2 separate regions of the Homo sapiens genome follow, and region 2 is linked to region 1. Evidence: chromatin loops called from intact Hi-C (ENCODE). Cell type or tissue: endothelial cell of umbilical vein. All regions are shown on one strand.

Region 1 (2,500 bases):
AAAATTACTCTAAAGAAGACAATTTGGTTTTATTTTATATGTGCATGTTAACCTGCTTTGAGATCATCATTTTGTATTTTAGGGTATTCTCTTAGATGAAGTAAGATGTTCTTCATTTGTTACTGAAAGGGGACATGGCCTCACTCCAGGAGATTAAAGCTGGAACACCTTCTGCCTTCTGTAGGGATAATCACAGCTCACCTGGCTGTAGCTCAAGGTCAGGGCAAAAAGAGGGGACTTTGTGCTTTTTAGAATTGCCTATGACTACAGTAGAGAAGAGGAATAATAAAACAATTGGACAAGATTGAAAGTGAATGTGCATCATATGAAGATAGTTAATAAGATGAATGATCAGAAAAAGACAATCTGGAAGACATCCTTCAGTGGTAGGAGAATCAGTGGTAGAAGAAGAAAGGGGTATTTTGGGGTGCAAAACTATGACCTCTGTTAACTTGCAAAAATTAGTACTGTTGTGATTGGTTATAAAGGGCTACATGAGAACAATTTTAAAATTATAAAAACATTTGTAAACATTTAGTATGATTTTAATTTTTCATTTGGTATACATACTTTTTAAAATAGTTGCTTGTCAGTTATGTTGCTTGGAAGGCAGAACTCTCTGCACAAGCAATAAGTCAGTAAATCCAGTTTTTTGATCTAATATTGTTGCTTGTTTGTTTTGTAATAATAGCATGTAAATAAAAATGGTTAAGTGTAGGTGTTTTAGGATTCAATCCCTTTGAATTTTTCTCTCAACTTCTCTGGAGAAATAGGAATTGTTTCTGGGTGTTTTGTAAATCTAAATTGAATGTCACTTAAATGTGAAAGAACTGGCACCTTTGATAAGTAGTCCCCATACTGAATCATTTTGTCATTAATAATAACATAATTATCAATGCAAATGTAAAGTTTGTTTTTTAAAAAGTCCAAAACAAACAAAGGAGGGAAAAAAAAACCCAAGCCACACTATCATACAACTCGAGGAAAAAGCATCCCTACATTTAAACAGAAGACTTTCAATAGTAGCAGTAATAATAAGAAAGAACCTTTGGCGTCTGCCCAAGAGCCTGTTGAGAGGGAGCAGCAAATGGCCTGCGCAGTGTGTGGCTCTGCAGAAATTCCAGGGTGACACATGCCTCACAAGCTGGTCACAATGCAAGGGGTCAGGGGTCATGTTCAAGAGCAGGGTGTTGCTGGATAAGGCTGAGGAAGCAGAGGTGGCCCCTCTGTGCTCAGTGTGTGGGTCTGTGTACTCCTTTCCCGTCAAAGCTGGCCCAGCGCGGCCAAAAAAGCGGTTCCTTGGCAGGGTTTAATGGCAGGATGATGTAGTCTGTTGTGACTAGTGCATTCCTTTCAGGTTAAACTAGGGAAATGGCATTGTGTTAAAATTCCAAGTCGCATGAATGTTTTATTGCCACAGTGCATTTAGCCCTCCAGGGGAGTGTGTGTGGCGGCCGGTGGGGGTGGGGGTGGGGGTGACTTAGAGACTCAGGAACTATCAGAAGAACACTTCCCTTGGAAAATTTTACCCACTAGCATGAAGCTGATTTGCTGTGATGGTCACTTAGAAGGGTTTCGCTTTTTCCTAAACTGTGGCTGTTTAAAGTCTTGGAGTCTGGACAATTAACAGCTGAAGAAAATATGACAAGACACACGCAAAGAGGTTGGGAGATAGAGAGGAGGAGTGCGCCAGAAAGGAGCTGAGCTGCCTTCTTGTGTAAACTGCCTGAGAGCGGGCCCCCTCCCCTGGCCTCCGTCCCTGTCCCCCCTTCCCCAAGGCTGTGTTCTGCTGTCTGCCCGAAGGCCAGGACTGATCTGTTAACCTTGCACCACTGGCTGGGAGGCCGCTGCAGCTCATGGTACTGTATGTTACCATTACTACTCCCTCATTCTTTTTCACTGGCTTTTTTTTTTTTTTTTAAAAAAAAAAACCATTTCTCTGTAATAACGGTTTATATTAGTCAGAGGGATACAATTTTGGAATGCAGAAGATCCGAGTTTAAAACAAAACAAACTTTAGAATGGTACTTTTTTTTTTTTTTTCCTTTTTGGCATTTAGAAGGGCTAAATCCAACCATGCTAATTCAATTGCAGCCAAAGGTTTTCAGTGTGATTTAAAATCAGGAGTTCTGGAAATGGAGCAGTTGAAAGATGCAGTCATTTGGGCTGTGGATCTTATAAAGGGACTTTGTTGTGAAACCACACGAGCATCTTCAGGTTTTTAGGATATTTTCAGTCTTTGCATTTGTCTCAGTTATATCCATTTTGCAGATTGCCCCCAACCCCTATCCTTCCTTAGGGAAAACTCTAGCCGTCTCATTCACTGTTGGAGTTGTTTTAGGCTTACAGTTACTGAGGGTGTGTATGATTTGACTTCAGTTGTAATCGTGTGCATTACATATAACATTTGAACTGACTCAAGTTAATTTATAACAGATTAAAGTGTGGATGTGTGGAACAGCTTTCTGATAATGCAGTGTGCCTTTATAAAATATTCATG
Region 2 (2,500 bases), 340 kb after region 1:
TCCTGCCTAGGGACTAGTCTGCCTTTGCAGGACTAACAAATTGGCCGCAAGATTAGAAATTATGGTTTGGGAGTCATGCAGCTGGAGGCTACAAGATTCTGACCCTCCCCAAATTGCTCTTGGGGAATAACATCATTATTATAAAACCTGATACCAGCGCCTAAGATGTTTAGCAGACCGTGCACTTGGTGGACCAGCTGGCACCGCCCAGATGGATAAACTGGCTCATCTAGTCATATGGCCCCTACCCAGGAACTGGCTCAAGTGCAAGAGGACAGCTTTGACTCCCTGTGATTTCATCTCGGACCCAATCAACACTCTGGACTCACTGGCCCCCACCCACCAAATTGTCCTTAAAACCCCCAATCCCAGAGTTTTCTTCAAGACTGAGTAATAATAAAACTCCAGTCTCCTGTACAGCCAGCTCTGTGAGAATTACTCTTTCTCTATTGCCATTGCCCTGTCTTGCTAAATCGGCTCTGTCTAGGCTGTGGACAAGGTGAACCACTGGGCGGTTACGTTAGGAAGGAAGGAAGGAAGGAAGCGTCTGCACTGTGGGGAAAGCTGTGAGGGTGGCCAGTGGAGGACAGGCAGGAGGGATTTGGTAGGCAGAGGTCAAGAGGCTGGAGGATAAAACTTCTTGTACCATGTGACTATGGCTTTCTCAAAAGTGGGAGGTCAAGTCAGTTTTTGGCAGAAAATTCAAAAGGAGAGGCATGGAGGAAAGCTGATGGGCCAGCAGTCAGACCAAGAAACCAAAAGTTCTTCTTCCCCACAGAGTCAGGTGGGGAGGGAGATGGGAAAACCAGTAGGGGAGAGGGGCTTCGAAGAAAGCTCATCCCCTGTTGAGTCCAGGAAGTTAGAAAAGTGTGTCAACTTGGGGAAGAAAGATGAAGTTTGCATTAGAAGCTTCAGGGGAAGGGGACCACTGGGGATGCAAGTGAGGGTGCTTCCAGGAACCCCCTTCCCCAAAATGTCAGAGCTACAAAACTGTTTCCTTTCTTCCTGCCTGGAGAGTCAGTACTTTCCTGAGGCATCTGTGGCCTGGTAGGCAGGAGGGGTTAGCCAAAGCAGCTTCTCCACATGCCTGAGGGGGACAAAGCAGGGCTCAGCAAGGGCCTCCCAGGCCAAGAGGAGACACCCTGCTAAAATAGACATTTCCGCAAGTGGCAGACTCCAGAAACCAACACAGACTCGGTCTAGGCGCAGAGCCAAGCGGTAGCACAGGAGGCGATACTAAAAGGACAGAAACAAGCAGGTTCCGAGAACTTTGAGCATAATTACTCAGAACAATGGGCTCAGGCTTCTGCTTGGCAATGAATGCCCTGTATCTAATAACCCAGGCATCCCCGTCACCAGCCCTGGGGGCCTGTGGCTGAGACAAGGTAGCAGATCCTAATGGGACCCAAGCATTCAATACTACGGCTACTAATATCAGCTAATCTTTTTGGAATGCACTGCTTTAAGTCTTCCATTATCATAACTCATTGATCTTACTAACAACCCAGAGAGATAAGTCCCATCATTATTCCTGTCCTTCAAATGAATACACAGAGGCATCAAGACTTTAAGTGACTTGCTTAAGGACCCACAAGCCAGACTTGGGACAGGGCCTGGACCCCAGCAGTGGGATGTCTCCTGGGTGACACCGTCAGCCTCATTATCTCGAAGCACCTGTTGAATGTCTACTGTGTGTAGGGCTCTATGCTAAGCAGCAGAAGCCAAAAAAGGTGGACGAGTTGGGCCTGGCCTTGAGTGATGAGCAGGTAATAGCACGGCACTGCTATCTCTAGGAAATAATAATTAATGATGTTTCCAGGATTTTGTTTCCTGTTTCTGCCACCCTCCCCGGCCCCACCCCACCAGCTTCCTGAATGAATAAATACACAAATGAGGAGATGGCTTTAAATAAGTGGATAATTACTCTGCTCCTGGCTTATGAAATGTGTAAGAATTACCAGTTTTCTGAAGCAAAACACAGCAATAAAGCCTTCCATCATTGTTCCTTGTAGGGCTCAAAAGCCAATCCAGTTCAATGCCTGCTGCAGGCACAGGCAGGAAGGACTGAGAATGTCTCTCTCAGTCTGCTGCAGCTTCGGGTCTGCACTGGGTCCTCTCAAGTCCTCCCCTGACACACAGCTTTCTGTCTGCTGTTTTCTTTACTGTATTTGCTTCCGCACCTTAGTTCTGGCCTTGATCATGTCTTGGCCCTGCAATTGTCATAGCTTCTGAACAGATACAAGCAGGGGCTTCAAAGCCAGCTGGATCTGAATGTCATCTTGACTCTGCTTCTTATTTGCAGTTTAGCCCTTGGACAAGTGTCTGGATATCTTTGACTTTAATTTTATTATCTGCGCGACATAGAAAATACCACCCTAGCTCACAGTTATGTGAGGATGAGGTGGGAGTGACCACATCCAGTGCCTAGTACAGGGTCCCCCGCGATGCTATTACAATTCCCGGGAATTATTATTATTAGATCTCCCACCTCTAAATCAGC

The links. Peaks named below come from ENCODE experiments on the same cell type or tissue, not always from the same donor. Only the 100,000 strongest peaks of a DNase experiment are listed, where the experiment ranks them.
Region 2: a loop joins it to region 1, with 4 times the contacts of the local background. A loop is called at or near these places in 3 of 110 quality-filtered maps.

Annotation. Positions count from the first base shown.
Region 1 is chr9:16,704,112-16,706,611 of GRCh38, reverse strand. The region is part of intron 3 of BNC2 (basonuclin zinc finger protein 2); the gene reads left to right. Among named protein-coding and RNA genes, the nearest start is that of BNC2-AS1, 21 kb to the left of the region's middle. RefSeq lists enhancers at 1-50, 1,458-2,212. In endothelial cell of umbilical vein, no CTCF peak of the experiment used is centred here; DNase peaks (open chromatin) are centred at 1,251 and 2,271; H3K4me3 peaks cover 1,020 bases; H3K27ac peaks cover 2,500 bases.
Region 2 is chr9:16,363,277-16,365,776 of GRCh38, reverse strand. No RefSeq gene overlaps it. Among named protein-coding and RNA genes, the nearest start is that of LINC03041, 88 kb to the right of the region's middle. In endothelial cell of umbilical vein, no CTCF peak of the experiment used is centred here; DNase peaks (open chromatin) are centred at 1,246 and 2,086; H3K27ac peaks cover 1,075 bases.